Regions from separate parts of the Homo sapiens genome. Here region 1 is linked to region 2. The links are chromatin loops, found by intact Hi-C in ENCODE. Cell type or tissue: OCI-LY7. All regions are shown on one strand. Each heading gives the region's core, and the rest is flanking DNA. Links, peaks and the distances in the headings are about the cores only. Region 1 overlaps NFKB1-AS1 (NFKB1 antisense RNA 1). Region 2 overlaps BDH2 (3-hydroxybutyrate dehydrogenase 2).

Region 1 (12,348 bases), core at 2,131-10,130, 640 kb after region 2:
CTGCTGTGTGGTTACTTCTAACTGCCAGTGGTAAACTTCCAGAGAAAAGGGAAACAGTGGAAAAATTTGGAAATTTATCAGCCTGACCATGTGAAATAGCATTTTCAGGAGAGGAATCCAAGAGTATGGCCTAGAGAGACCATCTGCTAAGGAGATTGGTACAGACAGCAGAAATCATCAAGAGAATGGAAGAAAGACCCAGAAGGCATTTCAGAGATCTTCGGGGCTGCCCCTCCCATCGCAGGCTTGCAGGCCTGGGAGGGCAGAGTAGTACTGGGATACAGGTCCAGGGAGGGCTCCCTGCAGGTTTGTAGTAGGCTCCTTGCCTCTGACTCTGCGCCCCACACCAGGCACAGCTGAGCTGCAGCTGCAGAAGTTATAAACCTTGGCAGAGTCCACGTGGTACTAATTCTGCAGGCTTGCAGACAGCAAGAGCTATAAATGTTTGGCAGCCTCTACCCAGATTTCAGAGAATGTTATGGAAATCCTGGGGACCTAAGCAGAGACTTGTTACAGGGGCTGGAACCACCACAGAGAGACCCCAGTAGGCAACGCGCAGCTGAAATGTGGGGTTGAGGCACCGCAGAGAGTCCCCACCAGGGCAATGCCTAGTGGAGCCATGGTCACTGCAGAGAGTCCTCACTAGGATAAAGCCTAGTGGAGCTCTGGGACCAAGACTGCCACCATGACCTCAGAACTGTGAAGTCACCAGCAGTATGCAACATCTACTTAGGAAAGCTTCAGGCACTGGACTCCAATCCAAAGGAGCAGCGGCTGCACCCAGCAAAGCCATAGGAGTGCAGCTTCCTGAGGCCTTGAGGGCCCAACTCCTGCTCCAGCGTGTCCAGGAGGCAGTGTGTGAACTCAAAAGAGATTATTCTCCAGCTCTAAGATACAATGTCTGTCCTGCTGGGTTTTGGATTTGCTTGGGGCCTGTTATTCTTTTCTTTTTGCCTATTTCTCCCGTTTGGAATGGGAATGTTTGCCTTAATCCTATACTACCATTGTGTAGACTGTAGGCTTTGGGCTTTTGAGTTGGTGCTGCACCAAGTTAGGATTTGGGGGCTATAAGGATGGAGTGGGTGTATTTTGCATGTGAAAAAGAAATGAATTTGGGGGGCTGGGGTGGAATGCTAGGGCTTGAATGTTCCCCAGATTTCATGTGTTGGAAACTTAATTTTCAATGTATAATTTTCTATATTTATATATATTTTTTCTTTGAAAATTACTCTGTTTCAGTTATTCTATTATAAGCAACAGAAAAGAGACTAAGATATGCTGCATTCGAGTTTGTGACTAAAATTTAAACTCACTCTACTTCCTATTAACATTTGTGGGATGTGGTCAAAGGAGCTTGGGAAAGCAGAACTTTACTTTAACTCCAATTCCCCACCCCCAGCATTTCAGTCTTTGTCATGTAACAGGGCTTATGGAGCTGGTATAATATTTATTTTTAAAAGAAATATATCAATTTCATATCAAGTTTTTTTGGCTTTTGCATTCAGTTTAATAACTGTATTATAATATTTACAATATAATCTTGCTCTTCTGGCTATTCTAGCTCCTTTTCTTCCCAGGGCCTAGGAGAACTTTCCTTTTACTGACGTAAAACTTTATGGTCTAAACTGACTTACATGACTGTTCATTGTCTTGCTACAAAATCTTATATTTGGATGCAACTGTTGGTGATACCCCAGTTCTTCTTTTTCTTCTTCTTCTTTTTTATTTTGAGACAGGGTCTCGGTTTGTTGCTCAGGCTGTAGTGCAGCGGCCCCATCATGGCTCACTGTAGCCTCAACCTCCTGGGGGCAAGTGATCCTCCTGCCTCAGCCCCTCCCTGCTCCCCTTCCTGAAGTAGCTTAGACTACAGACATATGCATCACCATGCCTGGCTAATTTTTGTTTTGTCTTAGAGATAGGGTTTTGCCATGTTGGCCAGGCTGATCTTGAATTCCTGGGGCCAAACAATCTGCCCAGCTAGGCCTCCTAAAGCGATGGGATTACAAGCATGCACCACCATGACCTTTCCAGTTCTTTTTGCATTTATTTTGTAACCCAGGCAAGTAATTACTTAGGGAAGACTAAGTGAAAGTCATGTGTCTCAAAAAAGAATGAGGAAAACACATTGATAATTTAAAAATGCAATTGCCTGCTTACATAAATTATATATTGAAGTCTATGAATACATTTCCTCCCAAGTATATGTATTTTTATGTCCAACTTTTGGGCTCCCTCCCTCACTTGTGGTCTGAATTGTGGTGGAGGGTATTAGATACCTATTTTTATGTGTTTGAGGAATGTGTAAGTGTTCAGTGCCTACATTTTGAAGATAAGTGAAATTAATCGATTTACCAAATAGATGATGAGTTGAAGTATGTTTCCATCTTCTTCAGGACTGCCTGTATGGCTCAGGATGTGGAAGAAATTGCTAAATAGTCTATCCATCTCCCTTGACACCATCTTTAGTGAAAATTCCACCCCAAATTTGGCATAAAGTCTTCTGAGTTACAGAACTATTGCCAGTTTAAAAAAAATGACATTCATAGGTATTTTAATGGAAAGTTGGAGAGAAGCAACTTAGGCAAATCTAACCTGCTTCCTAAAAAGTCCCTAAAAAAAAAATCTCTCTTTAATTTCCTATTGTTACCAAATGTATTTTTCTCCCCTTGATTTCTAATAACTGACATAAGCAGGTTTTGCTTGCACTTCATGTTGCCACAAAATTGTATTATTCCATTTTTTTCTCTTGCTTTTCCAAATATTTGTGCCACCCTAAGCATTTTCTCCTTTTTCCAAGCTATACAGATTCATAGATATTGGTATCTTTTCTTAAGCCCGCTGTAGTTAAACCTGCATCATATTGAGCCAGATAGAATCTCATGAAACAGTCATATCAAACAATGAAACATATGGCTATATGCAATTCATAGTTTATTCTTATTTTTAGCAATATAGACTTTTTTTGCCTAAAAAGAAGGAAGACATCAAAAGCAAATATTTAAAAATTCTTATGTAAAGTATACATAGTAATCATCTATATGGATGTAGCAAATAACATTCTTAAAATTACAAATGTTTTTGATTGAATTCTTTAAATTTTCCCATCTGTCATATAAAAATGTTGGATTATATTATCTCTATGTACCTTTTCTAGCTCTAAATTTCCCATTTGAAACCTTAGTATTAGTAGAATTTGGTGGATTTTTTGAAAGCGGTTTGGGTCACAACATTACACATATTCTTTCCTAGGAAAGAATATGTGACAATTAACAAGTCTATTCTTCAGAATTTTGAATCATACCAAGCCACACATGATTCATTGTTCATCTTTTAGTTTACTGTAGATGAAGAATTCACAAGATTTTAAAAAAATGAATACATTATCCCAGAATAAATTTTGGTTTCTGAAGTTTTGATATCTGTTCTAATAATGAAAATAGTACACTGATCATGAGGTAGAATTTTATAGAAAAGGATAGTAGGGCTTTTAATGTATATATTCTCAAGTCTTAAAAGTGTATCTCAACAGGATAAATGCAGATCAACTTTTTAAAAAAAACTAAAAAAGAGTTTCTTTTATCTAATGTGTCCTAATTCATAATTTAAAAATAGTGATGCATATGTTGAATATCTTTCTAAGTAGGAATATAGGTAAAGAGACTGATTGATGATAAGGCGGGAAGCCTTTAAAACTGAACACTGAGCGGGGCTGTGGCAACTAGAATAATCACATTCATTGTGATTCTTATTCTTAGACTGAACTCTTAGAAAGGGCACTTCATTCCTGATTATCTGGCTGCCAGGTTCATCTGCTATGATTTCCGAGACATTTATGGCTGTTATATTTGTAATGATTTTCCTATGACAAAAGTATGAGAAGCAAAAATTGCACTGCTATTGGTTAGTGAAATAACAGCTGCCCCTGAGCAAATCTTTCTCAGCAGTGGGAATGGGTTAAAAAATGGAAATAGGACGGGCGTGGTGGCTCACGCCTGTAATCCCAGCACTTTGGGAGGCCGAGGTGGGCGGATCACGAGGTCAGGAGATCAAGACCATCCCGGCTAAAACGGTGAAACCCCGTCTCTATTAAAAATACAAAAAATTAGCCGGGCGTAGTGGTGGGCGCCTGTAGTCCCAGCTACTCGGGAGGCTGAGGCAGGAGAATGGCGTGAACCCGGGAGGCGGAGCCTGCAGTGAGCAGAGATTGTGCGGCTGCACTCCAGCCTGGGTGACAGAGCGAGACTCTGTCTCAGAAAAAAAAAAAAAAAAAGAAAGAAAGAAATATTTACTGAGTTTTCATACTCTGTAGTTGGCACCATACCAAACCCTTAGCAAATATAATGATGTGTGAAGGAAATTGTTTATAGAGACAGTTCTGGAACTACACTTTAGTCATATGCCTCTCAGTTAAAATCCAGGCTCTCCTTTGTCTTTCTCACTCTGTTCTTTGAAGATGCAGATAAGTTCTGTATATTCCCACTACTGAAGATTTTTTTTAAAAACTTTTATTTTAGGTTCAGGGGTACATGTGCAAGTTTCTTTTATAGATAAATTATGTGTCACAGGAGTTTGGTGTACAGATTATTTCATCACCCAGGTAATAAACATAGTACCTGATCCTTACCCTCCTCCCATCCTCCACCCTCAAGTAGGCCCCAGTGTCTATTGTTCCTTTCTTTGTGTCTATATTTAATCAACACTTAATTCCCACTTATAAGTGAGAACATGTGGTATTTGGTTTTCTGTTCCTGTGTTAGTTTGCTTAGGATACTGGCTTCCAGCTCCATCTAAGTTGCTGCAAAGGACATGGTCACGTTCTTTTTTATGGCTCTATAGTACTCCATAGTGTATATGTAGTACATTTTCTTTATGCAATCCACCGTTGATGGGCACTTAGGTTGATTCCATGTTTTTGCCCTTGTGAATAGTGCTATGAAGAACATATGCGTGCATGTGTCTTCATGGTAGAACAATTTATTTAACATATTCCTTTGGGTATATACTCAATAATGGGATTGCTGGGTCGAATGGCAATTCTGTTTTAAGTTATTTGAGAAATCGTCAAACTGCTTTCCACAATGTCCAAACTAATTTACATTCCCACCAAGAGTGTATAAACATTCCCTTTTCCCTGCAACCTCACTAGCATCTGTTATTTTTTGACTTTTTATCAATAGCCATTCTGACTGGTGTGTGATGGTATCTCATTGTGGTTTTGATTTGCATTTCTGTAATGATAAGTGATGTTGAGCATTTTTTCATATCCTTGTTGATCACAAGTATGTCTTTCGAAGTGTCTGTTCATGTCCTTTACCCACGTTTTAAAATGGAGTTGTTTGGTTTTTTTGCTTAAATTCCTTATAGATTCTGGATATTAGACCTTTTTCAGATGCATAGTTTGCAAATATTTTATCCCATTCCGTAGGTTGTCTGTTTATTCTGTTGATAGTTTCTTTTGCTGTTCAGAAGCACTTTATTTTAATTAGGTCCCATTTGTCAATTTTTGTTTTTGTTGCAATTGCTTTGGCGTCTTCATCATGAAATCTTTGCCGGATCCTATATCCGGAATAGTATTTCCTAGGTTATCTTCCAGGGTTTTTGTAGTTTTAGGTTTTTTAAGTCTTTAAATCCACCTTGAGTTAATTTTTGTATATGGCTACCCAAGATTTTAAGATTTAATAGAACACCAATGACACCAGATTTATTTTGCTTTCAAGTATAATATTGTGTTATAATATTGTCCCAATGCCTTTTTAATCCGAACAGACTCCTGCCACCTTATGCTTGTCACCAACCCTTCTCCTCCAAATCTGATACACCAGACTTTCTGAGAACCTGTGCTTTAATGAGTAAACTCACACAGCTGCAACAAATGCTGCCACCTCCTGGCATCTTTTAAAAAGGTAAAATCTGGTAAGCAAAGACTTGGTTCAGATGCTCTTTGTGAATATACATGGCCCTTCATGTACTTATTCTCCCTTCTTGCTGAGAGTTATCCATTTTTGGGGAAGCAAAATAATCTTGAGTAGGTCATCTGTTCTCTTAGTATGTCTAACCTGTTAGGATTTTGAAACTTTCTGGTGATTCTGTTTTGCCATTTAATATGCAGCAGGGCGGTAGTTCATGCTCATGAGGAAAAAAAAAGATGAACTCTTTGATGAGTATAAGTTTTTCTACTATCTGTACTATACATACAAATTTGAGGCAGAAGCCATGACATTCACCTGGAGAACTTGGCCACACTAAGCCAAAATTAAATGAAACATTTCTTGCCACTTTCCTATTTGCTTTAATTTTAATTGAAATGACCCAGTAACATTTGCAATAAGGTAGCTAGCTGCTGGTAAACTATGCCATGCATATGAAAACCTTTAAAATTTTATTACTAGTTCATATAAAATAGAGCAATGCTAATTCACTGGATTAAATTGCCAATTATTTTTAAAGTGTAAACAGGCCAGGCGCGGTGGCTCACGCCTGTAATCCCAGCACTTTGGGAGGCCAAGGCAGGTGGATCACGAGGTCAGGAGTTCAAGACCAGCCTGGCCAAGATGGCGAAACCCTGTCTCTACTAAAAATACAAAAATTAGCCGGGCGCGGTGGCAGGTGCCTGTAATCCCAGCTACTTGGGAGGCTGAAGCAGGAGAATTACTTGAACCTGGGCGGTGGAGGTTGCAGTGAGCCGAGATTACACCACTACACTCCAGCCTGGGCAGTAGAGTGAGATTTCATCTAAAAAAAAAAAAGTGTAAACAATCTGAATTGAGGCATTCTTAAAAATGTTACATCAAGAAAAACTTAACACGAGAAGCATGATTGATACATTTTGAATTGTGAATGACAAAAGTTCTTGTAAGCCCTGTGCTTATTACTTGCTTGAAAGAACAGTCGAAAGTAGATTGATCAAGGGTAGTTTTTTTTTTTTTTTTTTTTTTTTTTTTTTAAGACAGGGTCTCACTCTGTCATCCAGGCTGGAGTGCAGTGGCGCAATCTCAGCTCACTGCAACCTCCACCTTCTGGGCTCCAGTGATCCTCCCACCTCAGCCTCTTGAGTAGCTGGGACCACGGGAGCATGGCACCATGCCTGGCTAATTTTTGTATTTTTTTGTAGATATGGGGTTTTACCATGTTGTCCAGGCTGGACTCGAACTCCTTAGCTCAAGCGATCTGCTTACCTCAGCCTCCCAAGTGTACTTTTTGCTTTAGTTACTGTTGAATGTTTAGTACCCGCCATAAGGCCTAGCATATAGTAAGCTCAATGATGTTGATTGAATGAACAATTAATTCCTAACTCTTCTTCACATTAATTTATGAAATGGTGTTTAAACTTAACAGTGGATATAACCTTTACAATAAGCAAATGTGTTTTTGCTGGTCAAAGTGTGGTTCAGGGGTCAGCAGCATTGGCATCACCAAGGAGCTTGTGAGATTTACTGAATCTCAGGCTCTACCCCAGAAGTACTGAATCAGAATCTGCATTTTAATAAGATCCCCAGGTGATTCATATGCACGTTAGAGTCTCGGAAGCATGGCTTTAAAGGACATAAGCTGCCATTGTTATTTCCATTTTCCATGTAGCTATAGAATTTATTGTCCCATAGATTTCTGTTTTCCTAAATAAAATTATTCTGTGACCAGACTTCTCACTACTTTCTGACTGAGTCTATGCAAAATAAATTTTTCACATCTTTGTTTCCTTCTTTCTTTTCTAAGGTTGCTCAGGCTTAGAAACTGTGTGAATTCCTACTCCTGAGCTGTGAATCAGGGGGCTTTTTTTTTTTTGGAGACGGAGTTTTTGCTCTTGTTGCACAGGGTGGAGTGCAATGGTGTGGTCTCAGCTCACTGCAACCTCCGCCTCCTGGGTTCAAACAACTCTCCTGTCTCAGCCTCCTGAGTAGCTGGGATTACAGGCGCCTGCCACCACACCTGGCTAATTTTTTGTGTTTTTAGTAGAGATGGGGTTTCATCATGTTGGCCAGGCTGGACTTGAACTCCTGACCTCAGGTGATCCACCCGCTTCGGCCTCACAAATGGCATGGTGGCTCACGCCTGTAATCAGAGGGCTTTTTATAAAGGAAACTCCCTTCTAGGGGTCCTTGATTAAAAACTTTTTAAATGATTGAACCAGTGGTTGGCTATGAAGACATTGCTGCTTATACAGTTTTCTTCTTTAAAAGTGTGTTTGTCGCGGTGCAGACTCAGCACTTAAGGGAAGACTTCCTGCCACAAAATATTTGTAACTGCTCCTGAAAGAGAAAGCAATTATCACAGTTCAGTTAGGTCTTAAAACAAAACAAAAACAAACGTTTTACTGAGATCACCCATGTGTAAATTTATGAAGGGGTTGGATCACTTGTTAATTTTATTTTTATCTGCTTTTCACTTAATTGTTGTTAACTCAACAGCATATTTTTTATTAGAACATTTTGGCTATTTTTAACGTGCCGAAAGTTATTAAGATTTTTAGTACAGAAAAGCACTTACTGTGGTTGTTAATTATTCTACTCATCGTAATGAGATGCTTACCTAAAGTAGGTATCTTCAAAGTCAACTCTCGCATCCAAAGCACTGGGCTTGTGCAGCGTGTGTACCAGCTGCGGGGGAACTGCAGGTATGCCTGGGATCAGATGATTCTTTGCCTGAGGAGAGGTCCATATATAGGCCTTGAGGCTAATGGCAAGAGAAAGAAAATGCATTTGGAAAAAATAAACTGCCACCACAGGTGCAAGCCTCCATCTTGATACTTTTCACTCTTTGTAGAAATTGTTTGCTAGAAGGTTGTAAAAAGTCACGGAAAAAGCCTGGGAGTTTGGACTCAGACAGATTCAGGTTCTGTGACATCATGAGTACTCTCAGAACGCCATTCTTTTTTTTTTTTTTTTTTTTTTTTTTTTAGTAGTAAGAGTTTTGAGCCTTGGTATATTTATTATCTTGTGGTTATTATTTTGTGGTATATTTATTTACTGGTTTATTATTTTCTTTTCTTATGAAAATATAACTAGTGAGGACAAGTGACTTTTTGGTTTATATGCCTGTGTCTAGCATACTGCCTTGCATGTACTAAGTGGTCACTGTAGATGACTGCATAAATGAACTGGTGTTTAGGTGTGTACTAATAGTTCAGGCACTACATGTTAATTCATTCTCATGGTATCCTTGTAATGTAACAATAATTAACACTTACTGTTACAGACAATGTTCTAGATTCTCAGTGCTTTACATTTATTAACTCATCTGATGGTTTTAACAACCATTTGATGCTTGAAAGTAGGTATTAGTGTTATAATTTTCATTTGCTGATGAGGAAACTGAGGAACAAAAAGGTGAAGTAAGTTGCCCAAGTTAACACCCATAGACAAGTAAGCTAGATTTTGAACCAGGTGGTTTGGCTTCAATATCTATGTCCTTAACCACCCATATAGAGTGGTTCATCAGTGTTCCCTTTTGTGGGTAAGGAAGTCAAGGTTTAAATAATTCTCCATAATCACACTTTTGAAAGTTGGCAAAGCAGGGAACTGGGCCTGGGATACCCATGTACAGGCTAGAGTTCTTTCCATGATATCACAGTTCTAGACATTTCATTATGATCCTGGAGACATAGATTTCCAAGGAGAGACAATGTGTGTCTCCATTGCCAAAAAGGTCAAGAACACTCATCATGAGAGGTATAGTAAAAACAAAATAAAATTTCCCTATACTTCAGCAAGGACCTTTTACATATAAGCCAGTAATATTCTTTGTAGTTCCGGTCAACACATCTTAAAAAAAATGTGTAAAGATGTTAGGGAAAGTCTAACAATTACATGGAAAAAGGACAGCAGAGCTGCTGTGTAAGGGCATATTAGCAAATGAGTGAGCTTCAACTTAGGAAGACAAGGACTGACAATAAATTTGAACTTGCCTGACATCTAAGAATGACAAAGTATATTACTGGCTTTTAAAGTAACCCCAAAGAACCAATGAAGCGTAAAATATTTAAGTTTTTAGAGTTTGGGATAAATACAAAGTTTTAGAGGTTGGATTGTGAGCTAATGGAAGTTCCTAGAGCAGTTGGAATGAATTTATGAATGTGTTTTTAAGGTTTTAGATAAGTAAATGGAAACATCACTAATGTGTCATTGCGGAAAATTTGGCTTTATTGTTTGTTTCTTAATTTTTTTACAAAAATTATTATGTTTTTTATAGAGATGGGGGTCTCACTATATTGCCCAGGCTGGTCTTGAACTTCTGAGCTCAAGGGATCCTCCCACCTTGGCCTCCTGAAGAGCTGGAATTACAAGCCTGAGCCACTATGCCCGGCCTATTGTTTCTTTCTTGTCCTTGAGATAGACATCTAAGAACTTGGTGTCTGGAATCAAAGGGTCTGAGTTTGAAACTTAGCTCTGCCCCTTACTTGTTATGTGACCTTGAGCAAAGTTTTTAACTTCTTGGTTCCTCAGTTTCTTCATCTGTACAATGGGATACTGATGATGCTCACTTCGTAGGTTTAGAGAGAATTAATTGAGTTAATTTTAAATGAAATTTAATTACATTTTAAGCACATGAAAATGCTTAAAACAGAGACCAGCATATTGCCAGGGCTCAATAAAGGTTGGCTGTTATAATTAGCTATTGTGACTGCACAGGATGGATGGCATGAACTGCCTGCCCTTTGTCCAAGTTAGTAGTTCTCTGTTTTAGGAAAATAATGCAGAGGTATTTCAGTGAAAGAACAGGGAAATATTGTTCTCCATACCATGGGCACTTCACTGTGGAATCCTCTAGTGATAGTGTTCGAGTTATCTGTGTGGGGTAAACTGCGTTGTTATAACTGTTTCCAATTGTTTGCATTTTCTAAGAGAAAACTGGAAAACGTTGCATCTGGCAAAGATAGTGAGAGCTATCTTATTAAACCTGCGTCTGCTGTGCTGCTTCAAGTGATTATATATAAGGCACATGGGAAGGAAGCTGAATGAAGAAAATGACTAGATAAATACCTAGTAAATGGTTCAAAGGCTGGGCAGAAAAATAAACTGTGACTGAGGAGTTACCTTGCTCCTGATTGGGTCAGTTAGAAAAAAACAAACATGCAGACTATTAATATCAGGAAATTGATTCTCTTGCATGTAGCAGTGGTCTAGATTTTACTGGAACAAATGGTTAGAAAGTGGAAACCATTTCATATAAGATAAACTCCAGAGTGTACTTCAGACAACAAAGAGAACAAGAATGCCTGACCTCTGTTACAGAAGCTGCAACTCCAAAATAACTTCAAAAGCACTGTAAGTTTAATGAGGAAAACATCCAATTTTGTTCATAAAACAAAAAAATTGGATGATTGTGCTTACACCTTTTCTTTTCTGAATGGCTGAAGAATTCTGTATACTTACATATATTATGAATTGATCAAAAAAGGCTGTGAAAAATTGGACAAACTCATACTGTCACGTATTTGTACTGCAAATAGGCTCAATTCTTTCAAAAATCCATTGATACTGTGTAACAAAAATTATGAAAATGCTTCATACATGTTCACTGAATTGTATTACTAGACATTTGTTTTAATCAAAAAAATTTTTTTCTCTCTCAACGAAGACTCCCTCCTTGACCAAATTTTAGTTATGCTTTTGAGTCCTCTTCTCAACTAGCTCTGACCTTGGCTTCCTGTATGCGTGTCCTGTTCTTGCATAGCCCAGTTCAGTAAAAATCTGTGCCCTCCCCCTGTCCCACTCATATTGGGTCACCCTTGATATGTGACCAAGTTCATCCCCTACCTTTGATTTATAAGTCCTTGGCCCACCTTTAGCAAGAATCCTGTTAGGTCAGTTTAGTAAGAATCCTCCTACCTTGATGTCTCCTCTTAGTAATTTTCCATCCACTGATCCCCTCACTCTGTTCCTTGGCTATAAATAGTCTTGAATAAAGTCTTCCTTACTGGCTTAATGAGTGCCAGAATAATTACACACACACACAAACACACGATTATATAATTCTCTTTCTCTGATATATATACATATATTGGAGAGAGAACTAAAAGTGCAGTCTAAATATTTAGTAGGAGGAGATTGACTAAATGAATTAAAAATTACAATCTCTGAAATAGTATGCTGGCATTAATAGTCATCGACAATAGTATGCTGGCATTAATAGTCATCAACTTTCATAGAATGCCATTCTCCATACTGTACTAAGTGCTTTACGTGCTGGGCCTCCGAAGGAACTGAAAGCTACCAGGAACCTAAAGCAGCAGTGCTCTCCATCTCATGTTGTGCTTCATTCTTCCCTTCAGCAGTGGCTTCCTCTGCTCCTCAGATCTCATGGCAGATAACATGGCAGCTGCAAATTTTTATTGAGGAGTAGACTCTTCTC
Region 2 (12,348 bases), core at 2,521-10,520:
TAAGGCTTTGACCCCAAAATCTGGTCCCAGAAAGACAGGAAGGCCAGCTAAGAGGAGGTTTTCAGAGTGCATAGAAAGGCTGCTCTGTGCTTCGGCATTTGTTCTGGAAGTGCTTCTTCGGTTGGCAAAGATTCCTAGCAAAACCTTTGACTGGAGGCTTTACAGGGCCATACACCCAATATCACTAATGACAGTGTTGTAAAATAGCTTTTGTGCACCATGCTTAGGATTCAAGGAGGATAAAGTATATCTTTCTAAAGTTATACTTTAGAAACTGTCATTCCATGTTGAAATGATAAACATTCCATGTTTATCTTTTGTGTAAGAAGTAAAAAAGCAAAAATTCATTGCATCAAAGTAGGTCAGGCACTGTTAAAGCCAAGCTTCCCCATCGCCTAAAAAATGTGGACAAACTCAGAGGAAGTCAGTGATTATAAGCTGATCCCTGGAGCCAGTTCTTACATAATTGTGTTAGTCTGCTCCTCCAAGAAGCAGACTCCAAGATAGAATTAAATATGCATGGATTTTATTAGGGGAAATGCTGTTGTGAGAGAGAATGAGGAGAGAACTAGGTAAGGCTGTGAGAGCCATCAGACCTCGATGCAAGTCCACCCGCGAGGGAGGAAAAGAAGGAAACCAGGTTGAGTGGAAGCATCCCAGACAGCTGTGCAGTCTAAGAGAACTTCAGCAAGGTAATAAGGAGCTTCTCTAGCCAGTCATCCGTTGGGGAGGAGGTCTATGTCTCCCAGAAATGAGTCTGCCTTAGTAAGCATGCATGCTCAGGCACTGGCTTGTAACGGCCCCGAGAAGGTGGCCTCAGCACAAACCCAGAGAGGCAGCAGCAGCTGCGCCTCATTGTCCATTACTTCCTGGGGTCAGCGGTCTGCGAGGCACAGGCTCCTGGTGCCACAGTGGGGATTTAGAGAGGCCCGCAGGGCTTTGAGTACCATGAGACAATGCCATGAGATCTTCCCTTGGACCTGCAACAAGAAGGCCTAGGTTTGAATTCATAGCTGCAAAACACTGGGCAAATAACATTTCTTTGAAATTAGCCACGTTGGTGATCAGGTCCTACCTATCTCATCTCTGAAACACTTCTCCAATCCACCTATCTCTCCATCCCTGCTATTTTCTCCAGCCCTGCTATTTCACCAGCGCCCCCACTAGATAACCCTAGCAGCCTCCTAATGGCACCCCATGCTCCTGCCCAGGTATGTTCTCCACAGCAGTCCTTCCAAAATACGAATCTGATCATTTCACACCCTTTCCATAAATCCTTCAGTGGCTGTTGCCTATAGGAGTAACTTGCCCTTCACCATGTGGACCTTGGACCAAGTGTGGAGGTTTGAAATGGAAGAGCATATTGGGTATAAAAAAAAAAAAGTTTGGCTAAAGAGAGAACTGAAATAAGTTCAAAGAGAAAGGACTAGGTAATATAAGCCCTTTAGGCAAGGCTATCAACCTGTACAAAATCAGGCAGATAATGGAACAGAGTGATTGTGTAGGCTAGTTTGCATGTACTGTAAGTTGGTTCATCAACACCATCCAACTCACTTTCTCCTATTCTTCACTTTATCAAAGCTGGAAACAAAAGTCTCAACTTCCAACCTCTTTGCAGCTAGGAGTGGCCAAGTAGCATAGATCTGGTGAATGAACTGCAGGTGGGAATTTCTGAGAAGGTTTCCTTCTTAAATAGAAAGGTGAGACCTCTCTGAAAGCCTTTTGGCTTTTGCTCCTCCCTTTCTTTTTGCCTGAAATGTGGATATGATGCCTTGGACAAAGCAGCCACTTTGTGAGTTCGTATGAGGTCAGAGGCACACATTAATGACAGAGCCCAGCAAGACTTGGAGCCTGTGTCCTTGAAGACAGCCTCATTTGATGGTCATTTGGCTCTTCTCCACCCCCAGCCTCACTACTAGCTCTTTCTCTCACTTTGTGATCTATAATCCAAGCACTGGTGAAATATCTCATGCACATGAGCCCCGGTGTCAGTGTTTCTCAATCATTTAGAAATTACTGATTATGCCTGTTAATGTGTTACTACTGCATGCTTAAACTTTATAAGAGGATCGGCAGCATTGTGGGCTGGACTGTTCACATAGCAAGAGTCTGGAAGTCTAAGTTTAGTTCTGGCTTTCCCATTGACTGGCTCTATGACATTGGGCATGTTTCAGCAGTTTCCTCATCTGTAAAATGGGAGTATTGGATGTGATTTGATTTTTCCATCCTTTTTTTTTTCGATGAATATCTGAGACCAACTATGAAATCTTTTCAAGAGAAAAAAAATCATAAGCAATTGATAGTGCAAACCTCAACAAAAGTTTATGGAAGAGAAATCAAGAAGCAGCCCTGAGTAGTAAGGACACAAATAATGTCATAGCAATGTGTGCAGGGGTCATGGAGAGAGTGATGGTGGTAGTGAGGAAACTCAGCACCAGAGGCTGTCCTCTCCAGGTACTGAAGGAAGGATAAGGTAGGTTAAAGTGCAATATCTGGGCTGGGCACAGTGGCTCAGGCCTGTAATCTCAGCACTTTGGAAGGCTGAGGCAGGTGGATTGCCTGAGGTCAGGAGTTTGAGACCAGTCTGGCCAACATGGTGAAAGCCCGTCTCTACAAAAAATACAGAAATTGGCTGGGCGTGGTGGCAGGCACCTGTAATCCCAGCTACTCAGGAGGCTGCGGCAGGAGAATTGCTTGAACCTAAAAGGCGGAGGTTGCAGTGAGCCGAGATCACTCCATTACACTCCAGCCTGGGTGACAAGAGTGAAACTCCATCTCATAAAAAAAAAAAAAAAAAAAAAAAATGGCCAATGTCTGTCACCAGTCATTACTTCAGTGGGTTATGGTAAATGTGTTTGATATACAAAGCTAGGTATGCAGAGTAAGCATTCTAGGAGAATTCAGATGATGGGACTACTTGCACAGAGGTGCTGTCTTCAAGTTCCTGAAGGAGCTCACTAAATTATTCTTAAAAGAGCACACTGAACTATTCATTCTAGATGTTACTGCCTGCTCAAGATCATGTTCTACAGTATAACCCATTAAACACACATGTCTTTAGATTAAACCACAGGTTCCATTATGGGTCGACTTGATGGGAAAGTCATCATCCTGACGGCCGCTGCTCAGGGGATTGGCCAAGCAGCTGCCTTAGTAAGTTATAAGTTACTATCTTTGTTGTTTGCCTACTAACTCTTGACATATTGAATTATGTGGACTGATGCCATGGTTGTTTACTTCTGCTCTGCTTTTTTATTTTTTTACTTTTGTGCTTCTGTTGTCTTAAGTTATAAAAATAAACAAATAAATAAATAGGTCCCTACTCCTGACCCCAGGCAGATGAAGGAATGAATACCTCATATTTAGTACATGACATCACTGATAACCATTGACTCTGAGAAACTTCTCTACTTCAGTTTCTCTGCATCATGATATATTCGCTACAGAGGGCAAACAGGGTTACACAGCTTTCTGAAATTGTGTCAGTTTAGATATATGACTCCAGAGTTATAAGACAGGTTACCTTGTTCTCCTGATTTATATCAATTTCTGTTACATTATGTACCCCACTTAAGCTAATATCGGCACCTTAAGTATAACAGTACCTTAAGTATAATGGCAGGGTATGGTTTGACATTTATGAAAGCACTAGCATACTCTTAGTAGGAAAAGTGTTGAAACAACCAATTTTTCTCTTATTATTTGGAGTTTAGTAACTCAAACTCAGAAATGATATATAGTCTCATTACAGAAGAGCAGTATTTTGAGAGTATTGAAAACAGCTGTCATTTTTTTAAGAACGTTATTTTGTTTGATATTACTTAAAGGGACTAAGTCAGATGACAAGCACAATGTATGTCACATTGTTCTAATTAATGATAAAAATAATAACAATGGAGAAGGGGTAAGACTAGATAGTTTAAAATTCTAGCTATCTTATAGGGAAAAGAACAATGAAAATAAGATAAAGGAGAAAAAGACCACATGATGTTCCATTCATGAGCACAGTTTATTCAAGTAAACAAAGGATTTATTTGTACTTTGTGTCTACTAGGCTTTTGCAAGAGAAGGTGCCAAAGTCATAGCCACAGACATTAATGAGTCCAAACTTCAGGAACTGGAAAAGTACCCGGGTAAGCAACTCAGCAGCTTGAATTTGGGATTCAGTGTCTGCAAGGTATTATAAAGCATGGCGCTCACATGTTGAAAGAAAATTCCCTAGCTACTGAGCTCCACTGCCGTGCTTTTTAGATTCTCTCTCTGATATGAAATCTATATTTTGTGAACCTATAGACAAAAATCTGTGACTTACATGCATAGAAAAATTTGAGGACGAATACTTAAAATCCTTTATTTAGCTAACACATTTGAGGGATTCAGTTCCTAATTACAAACTTACATGTGAAAATTTACTAGTTGTTAGGTTAACTTTTCATGACAGCTTTTCACTTCTGTGCCCTCCTCCTCTAGGATAGCCCTGTCCAATAGTAACATGTTGTGAGCTGCCTGTGTAATTTTAAATTTTCTAGTATCCACATTAAAAAAGTAAAAAGAATCAAGTGAAAATTAATTTAATAATATATTTTCTTTTATCCAATATATCTAAAATATAATCTCAACATGCACTCAAGTTAAAAAATTAATATTTTAATTTTTTCTTACTAAATTTTTTATTTAAATTATTAGAAGTTTCTTACAAACTTCAAACATTAATTTTCTCCTCTTTGCAGCTTTTCTCTTAATTTTCTCTTCTTTGAGGTATAATTGAGAAATAAAAATTGCATATATTCAAGATGTTCAACATGATGTTTTCATATATGTTGTAAAATACCTTGTGAAATGATTATCACAGTCAAGCTAATTAACATATCCATTACCTCATTTAGTTACCTCTGTGTGTATGTATGTGTGTGCTAAGAATACCTAGGATCTACCCTCTTAGCAAATTTCAAGTATACAATACATTATTAATAACTATAGTCACTGTACTGTATATTAAGTCTTATAACTGCAAGAGTGTACCCTTTGACCAACGTCTCAATATTTTCATACTAAATCTTTAAAATTCATGTGTATTTTACACTTGCAGCACATTTCATTTCAGACTAGCTGCATTTCAGGTGCTCAGTAGCCACATGTGGCTGGAGACAGCTTAGCTCTAAAATCACACATCATCATGAGAAACCCTAAGAGAGTACCCAGATTATTAGGTGTGTACCACCACTTCTTCACCCCACTGAACCAAACTCCAACACCAAAGGATTTTAATTGCAGTTTACCCAAAGAAATCAGAACAGAGAACCTATATGAAAGGTAACCCTTACAGCAAAATAGAACAGGTTACATAATCAAACAGCAATTAGTTCCTTGAATTAGTTAATTGAATTGGAATATGTTGAATTATAATTCAAACAAGTCAAAGTAAAGCTGCTGCACTGGGGAAGCACAAAGATAAGGAAATGTTTCTGAAACAAAATTTCAAGTCTTCCCTTTCTTTATGAATCTTTTATTTCTATATTCCCCCAAAATAAACCATATACATATTATTTATAATATATTATAAATTATAAAATATAATACACATTATAGATAATTATATATTATATGTATTATACATATATTATTATATATTATACATATACATATTAATACATTGTATATATTATAAATTATATTACTATATATTATATGTATTATTCATATATTATTATATATTATATGTATACATATTAATACATTGTATATATTATAAATTATATTACTATATGTTATAATATATATTATGCACATTATAAATAATATGTGTATATATTTATAATGATGACTGCTGCTTTTGTTAGACACTGTTTGGAGTTTCTCAGCAACTAGTGCAGTGTGTATCTCTCAGGTGCCCGCCATGCCAGATCTCTCATGTCTAGCCTTCAAGGGTGTCATCCCTTCTTCTGACCCTCTCATTTCTTCTCCTTGCAGTTTAGTCCAGAAATACATGTATTTGACTGGATACCCTTGACTAACAGAGTCATTTCTAATAAATAATGGAAATGACATAAAGGGGAAGCTCACAAATAGAAACAGTCTCTTATTCCAGAACACTTGCTCTTCTCCACCCCTCACTCAGACAAAATTCTGATTACTGTATAGGTACCAGCAACCCAGTCTCTGGCAGGGGAAGGATAGGGGAAGGACATCTTGAATATATGCAATTTTTATTTCTCAATTATACCTCAAAGAAGAGAAAATTAAGAGAAAAGCTGCAAAGAGGAGAAAATTAATGTTTGAAGTTTGTAAGAACTTCAAATGAGCCCATTTTCAGTTATTACTGCTGGCTTACTGAGAAACATCTAATGTACACCAGTCATTCTTTACTATAAAGCCATTGCTCAGAAAGGACCCTTATTATTCAACTTGGAAAATGGACAGAGAGGAAGGAAGAGGGACGGATGGGTTATTGGAGGAGTCAAGATGGACTTTAAGTTTACTAATGAGACTCTGAAGATTCTTAAGACCCTAGTAAGAAGGTCAGCAATCTATGAAGCCTAGCTGGATAGATGTTGCAATCTTCACACTTCACACTTCAAAACAGCTAAACCTTCAAGGCTAAACATTTTTAGGAATAGTGCCTCTTGTTTTATTTTTCAGGTATTCAAACTCGTGTCCTTGATGTCACAAAGAAGAAACAAATTGATCAGTTTGCCAATGAAGTTGAGAGACTTGATGTTCTCTTTAATGTTGCTGGGTAATTCATAACTTTTTAGTTTCACTTTCCTTACAGAAAGTTTTCTATGACTTTCATTCAAAGAATTTTCATAATGTGGCAAAATCATTCATTGTGAACCATGACATATTCCTTGGGAAATATGGCTAGATTTTACACAGCATTTTCATTACACATAAAATTCAGCAGGTAAGACAGCCTTAGAGTTTGACATGATCTGGGGCAAATGAGGTCTACTCAAGACAGATGGTACTGATACAAAGCTGTATTATGTGTTACAATGTATGGAAGTTAAATTAAAGCAATAATTTCTGATCATCTATTTTATAAATAGTCTTCCATCCTCATGTAAGAATACACCCAGAAACATGAAACAAATAGTTAGCAAAGTTAGTTTCTGAGCATCTATTAAATTTTCAGCCATGTAGGGGATGTAGAAATAATCATGTGGTTCCTGCTGTCATGAAACTGACATTCTGACTGAAATAGCAGAGCTTTGGTACATGGAAGTCACAGCCAACAATATTTTATAATGAATTACATAATTTGGGTCCAGAGGACCAAATCAGTAAGGGTTCCAGTGTTTTGGAAGCTTCCCTCAGAAAACGTAACTTGAAAAATAGTGAAAGCTACTTTACGGGTTTGTTTTGTTCTGCCTTAACGTCTCTCTTACAACAAACTAACATCTCTCAGTATGTTAGAACACTAGCAGTATCACTTTGCTGCTCTGAGATGTTCAGACACTTGTTTTCCTTGCAATTTTGATTTCCCTTGAGAATTCTAAATCTGTGCCACCTGAGGGCACTGTTGCTCTTGAAATAGGAATCACATAGGCAAATAGGGCAGATGTTTTTTCTCTCTCTCTTTTTTTTTTCTGAAACAGGGTTTGTCTTGGTTCCCCAGGCTAGAGGGCAGTGGAATGATCATAGCTCACTGCATCCTAAAACTCCTGGGCTCAAGTGGTCCTCTTGCCTCAGCCTTCAAAGTAGCTGAGGCTGCAGGTGTGTGCTACCATGCCTAGCCCTGTTCGCCTTTATTTGTTGTTTGTTTTTAATGGCATTGATGTTTCCAGCACAATTAATATAAAGCTTCTTATGTTCGGTGACCATACTTTTGTTTGGAAAACAAGGATCTTGTTTTCAGATGACATTTCTAGCTTAAGTTGTTGGGATTCTTACTAATATAATATACTAAGTGATACTATGAATTGTTTAAAGTCTTGATAAGGGAAAGAGACAGTGGTCTAAGTCACTAAGTGACAATAAAAATAATCAGCAGATGGAATAGAAAAATTTTAATGGCAGTTATTCTTCCATTGTTTAATCACTCTTCTAGTTTTGTCCATCATGGAACTGTCCTGGATTGTGAGGAGAAAGACTGGGACTTCTCGATGAATCTCAATGTGCGCAGCATGTACCTGATGATCAAGGCATTCCTTCCTAAAGTAAGACCACCACCACCACCACCAGGATAAGCACCACATTAGGTCTCTGTACTGGGCACACAGAAGGGATTCCCACATGTGCTGAAGAGTGATAATAACTAACACAATGATTAACTTGCATTGAACATTTATATCAAGGCATTTCACATAAATTAATCTATTTAACCTTCCAGCTCATCCACTCAAGGAATATTTATTAAGCACTTTCCACATGCCAGGCTCCATTCTAGGCACAGAAGACACATAAGTGAACTAAACAAAGTGCCTTCTATAAGGCAGGTTCCATTATTGGGGGTGAGATGGGACAATTAGTAATCAAATAGACATAGAATATGTGGCGTGGTTTTAAATATAATGAAGAGAAAGAAGCTAGGATATCAATGCGGCCCCTCTGGACTCCACCGCAAAGGTGAAACTGGCATAGCAGTCCAAGAAGTGAGACAGCTGATCATTCAGGTACCTTGGGAGATGATTCCAGGCAGAGGTAACAGCAGGGAGGCACACGAGACTGGAATGATCGTATGAGGTAGATACTATTATCTCATCCATTGTTCAGAAGATGAAACTGAGAGTTCAGACAACTTGCTCAAGGTCACCCAACTAGCACATGGTTAGAACCAAGATTTGAAGCCTGGACGTTGAGCCCCTTCGTGAATTTCAGTCTAGGCTCACACTCTCAAGAGGGATGTACCCCATTGCTTTTCTCTGCCCTGAAGCTTCTCCCTTCGCTCTTGTTTTGATCTGAACCACAGTGGTACTGGGCAGGTGAGAGACAGTGTGTGCTCAAGACAGCATTCCTCCTTGAATTCTCAAGCCTTCACACAACGCATCAATGTTTAAAATTTTATTTTATAAACTAGCATTAAGTACCTCTTGGTATAAATCACTATATAAAGTGTTCTAGGGGAGTATAAACATGAGCAGCGTACATCCCTGATTTCAAATGAGCTTATAAACCAGTAGTAGCAGACAGTGCAGGCTGAGACAATGAAAGGGGTTGACTGGGTACAGAGCCAGCTCAACTCAAGGTTGTAAATTGAACCTAGTGAAATGCAGAAGAACAACTTTTCCCTTCCATCCCAGCTGGATTTGATGTCCTGTCCATGTCTGGGCAGGAGAAGAGCTTTGTTAATGGCACAGCAGGGCTGATATTCTACTCTGAATATTCAACCTAATGTTAAGAAGGTTCCAGATGAACATTAACAGGAAAATTAGAGAAACTGACTTAGTAATGAAGGGACTTTGAAAAATCTACTTGTTTAGTGCTTAGAAGGGATTTTTGGGTGGGTCCACAGAATGTTGAACTAGCAAATTTTTATAACAAATTGTTTTTTTTAATGTAAGTTGATTTTTTAGCCTATTTGGAGTTTATGAGAAACTATAGTATTTGGAACACGAATGTATTTTTGAAGACAGATCCTTTGCATAGGTTACAGGGGTAGAGCAGAGACTGTGGTATAGGAGGAAAGCTTAGGTCATCGTGGGTAAGACTGTTGCACATGCATGAGACTCATTTGCAAAACCAGGCTCTAAAATGCTTTACAAATTTTAGTAAAGGAAGTAGGTGTGGAGTACAGTGGAGCTGAAATGTAAACTTGTGTTAATTTTTAAAATATACAAACATTAACTTGCAAACTAGTGAGTTTGCTTGTGATTTACAATATCTTAACAATTATCCATGTGGGCCAAAAACACAGATTTGTTTAAAAAAAAATCCCAAGAGATGTTAATGGCAGGAATATGGTATTAGTGCCTCTTGTTTAAAGTGACCTTGACAAAATCGAATCCTGGTCTTGGACTCTATCATCAGAAGTCCTTAGGTGCAGTCTGCGCCCTGCCCCTAATTGGCCATGTGCCATAGAGATGGCACTTGTACCCTCTCAGTACATATTTCTTTTAGCTAAAAAATGAGGATGATAGGTTACACAATCACTTCCAGCCATAATTATCTATGATCCTCTGTATCATTAACTATGACACACATATCCCATGTTAGAACTTTCCAGGGGAAGCTAGGATTTGGAGTCTAGGCAGCTCTGGAAGGTCAGCTGGTCAGAACATAGGAACACTCATAGGAAATTTTTATTCATGGATAGATACACAGGAAAGCATTCCAAGACTGGAAGATCAGTCAAAAGGCAGAGAACAAGTTGAAAATACTTTAAGAAGAGGTCAATGCAGAATCCAGGCTCCACCAGAAGAGAAGATCCATTAGGGCAAAGATTTGGGGATATCTTTGTTATTTGGGTTGGTTTGTTTGCTTGCTTTTTTCCCCCACCTTGCTGTGTCTTAGAAGAGTCTTCAGCGTATAGAGGTGCTCCACAAACATTTGTCAAATAAATAAATGAATCAAGGTTGTTAGTCCAGCAGGAACCACTGGAGACCCAAGTGGCCAGGTTCCACCAGGGTTAGGGGCTGAGCTCTGGCCAATGGAGACAGAAGGGCTGGGTCAGAGTAAGACTAACTAGATACAGCTCCAGGGACTCTTAAGGGGTATTTCTAGCCCCTACCTAAGCTTCTGGGAGGTCAATCCTAGATAGCAGTACTATGTACCAGGCACTTGACTTTATAGTCATGCCTGCCAGAGAAGGCTATTGCATGGGGAGCCAGGGAGAGCCTGACACCATGACGACAGCTCCTGACCTGGACTGGGAAGGCAGCATGGGAACAGGTACTGACTAGGGGCTCTAGAAGCAGCAGAGGGACCTCGGTTGAACTTGGTTGAATGGATAGTGCAAGTGTTAGGGGGCAGCACTAATGTAATGTCTCTTAGGTGGCTTTATTCTAAGGTTTTGCCTGAGATAATATTGCATTTCTAGAGAGGACTAGAGATTGAACCTACATAATAACCCATCTTTATGTATTAAATTGGGGTATATGTATTCTATATGTATTTTAAATGGGGAATGCTATTTGCTAAATTGGATAAGAAAGAACAATTTTAAGGCTTACTTTTCAACACCATTACACTTGACCAACATTCTTGACACTTTTTATGAGAACCCCATTTCATTATGATCCTCTTTATTATATAAAACACACAATTAAGTTAAACATTATTTTTTCCCCTGCTGTCTTCCTTAGCTTGGTTGGGTTACAGTCAGCCTCTCCTTGTATCCACTTACTCCATTCAGCATAGTGCCTTGGGGTTAGTTTAGATTCTGTTTTTAGGGGCAATTAGTAGCTAAATCTCAGAACAAAGTCAGAAGAATATCCTAAGAAATCAATCATCTTGGCCACACCAATCCTGGATCCATTCAATTATTTACTTTTTCCTTTCCTACACCTCTTTTTCTAAAAGCTGCTAAAGAAACTCGTCCCAACAGAAGTCATTTTTTTTCTCTGGCCCTTTACACTGCCTATTGAGACTTCTATGTACATGTTATAATTAGTAAAGTTTGAAAACATTTTTAAATTCATAGCAGTTTTCTTTATTATATATTTATTTAGCTATAGGACAGGGCCCAGCAATCTGTGTTTTAAACTAGCACCTCAGGAGATTCTGATTCATCAACATTTATTGACTGCCTACTGTGTACACTGTCTAGGAGGACAAAACAGCCAAAGACCCTCATCTTAATAAATTCACACTTTAGTGGGGGAATTCTGAAGAAGGTGTTCTTAGGAAACACTGCCCTAAATTGGTGAGGCCCACCATCCCTGCAGCAACCATCTACAAGGTCCTGCCCATCCTGCCTCAGCCCTCTCCTCCTCAGCTACCCATAGACATTTCTGCAGCTCCACCTTTATCACTCTTTCCTGAAGCCTGCATCAGCTTCCACTAGTCTCTGGGCACCACAGTAATCCTTGCAATCCCCAAGTCTGAACATGCCACTTCTCTGCTTTAAACCCTTCAGTGTCACTGCATCACCTTCAGGGTAAAACCCAGGTTCTAAATTCAGCCCTTGTTGACCTCTGCAGCCTCATTGCTTCCACACCCTGCATTCCAGCCAGACCCAGCCCCTCCTCCCAGTTCCCGATGGAACCTTTATACCTGTGTACCCACTCCTCAAAACATCCTTTTCTTTTATTTTTCTGACTAATACTCTAGTGTTCAAAATTCAGCCCATATCCTTCCTTCTCAGGAGGTCCCCTCTGAGTGTCGCCCAGCCTGAATTGCTCCCTTTCTGCCCTCACCCTGCTGTTAGATCTCTGTGGAGGTCTCTGCTGTGGCTGGATGTGGATTATG

Evidence for each region. Peaks named below come from ENCODE experiments on the same cell type or tissue, not always from the same donor. Only the 100,000 strongest peaks of a DNase experiment are listed, where the experiment ranks them.
Region 1: a loop joins it to region 2, with 7 times the contacts of the local background. A loop is called at or near these places in 59 of 110 quality-filtered maps.

Annotation. Positions count from the first base shown.
Region 1 is chr4:102,443,486-102,455,833 of GRCh38, reverse strand. NFKB1-AS1 (NFKB1 antisense RNA 1) reads left to right here. Exons shown (of 5, transcript NR_136202.1): 2 at 5,767-5,903. Among named protein-coding and RNA genes, the nearest start is that of NFKB1, 52 kb to the left of the region's middle. RefSeq lists an enhancer at 8,283-8,362. In OCI-LY7, for the core only: CTCF peaks have their summits at 5,674 and 5,874 (motif pointing left); a DNase peak (open chromatin) is centred at 5,873.
Region 2 is chr4:103,086,988-103,099,335 of GRCh38, reverse strand. BDH2 (3-hydroxybutyrate dehydrogenase 2) reads left to right here. Exons shown (of 10, transcript NM_020139.4): 2 at 3,062-3,153; 3 at 4,055-4,133; 4 at 6,640-6,736; 5 at 8,051-8,159. The coding sequence starts at 3,082. Among named protein-coding and RNA genes, the nearest start is that of BDH2, 6.7 kb to the left of the region's middle. In OCI-LY7, for the core only: CTCF peaks have their summits at 7,305 and 7,514 (motif pointing right); a DNase peak (open chromatin) is centred at 7,525; H3K4me3 peaks cover 680 bases; H3K27ac peaks cover 544 bases.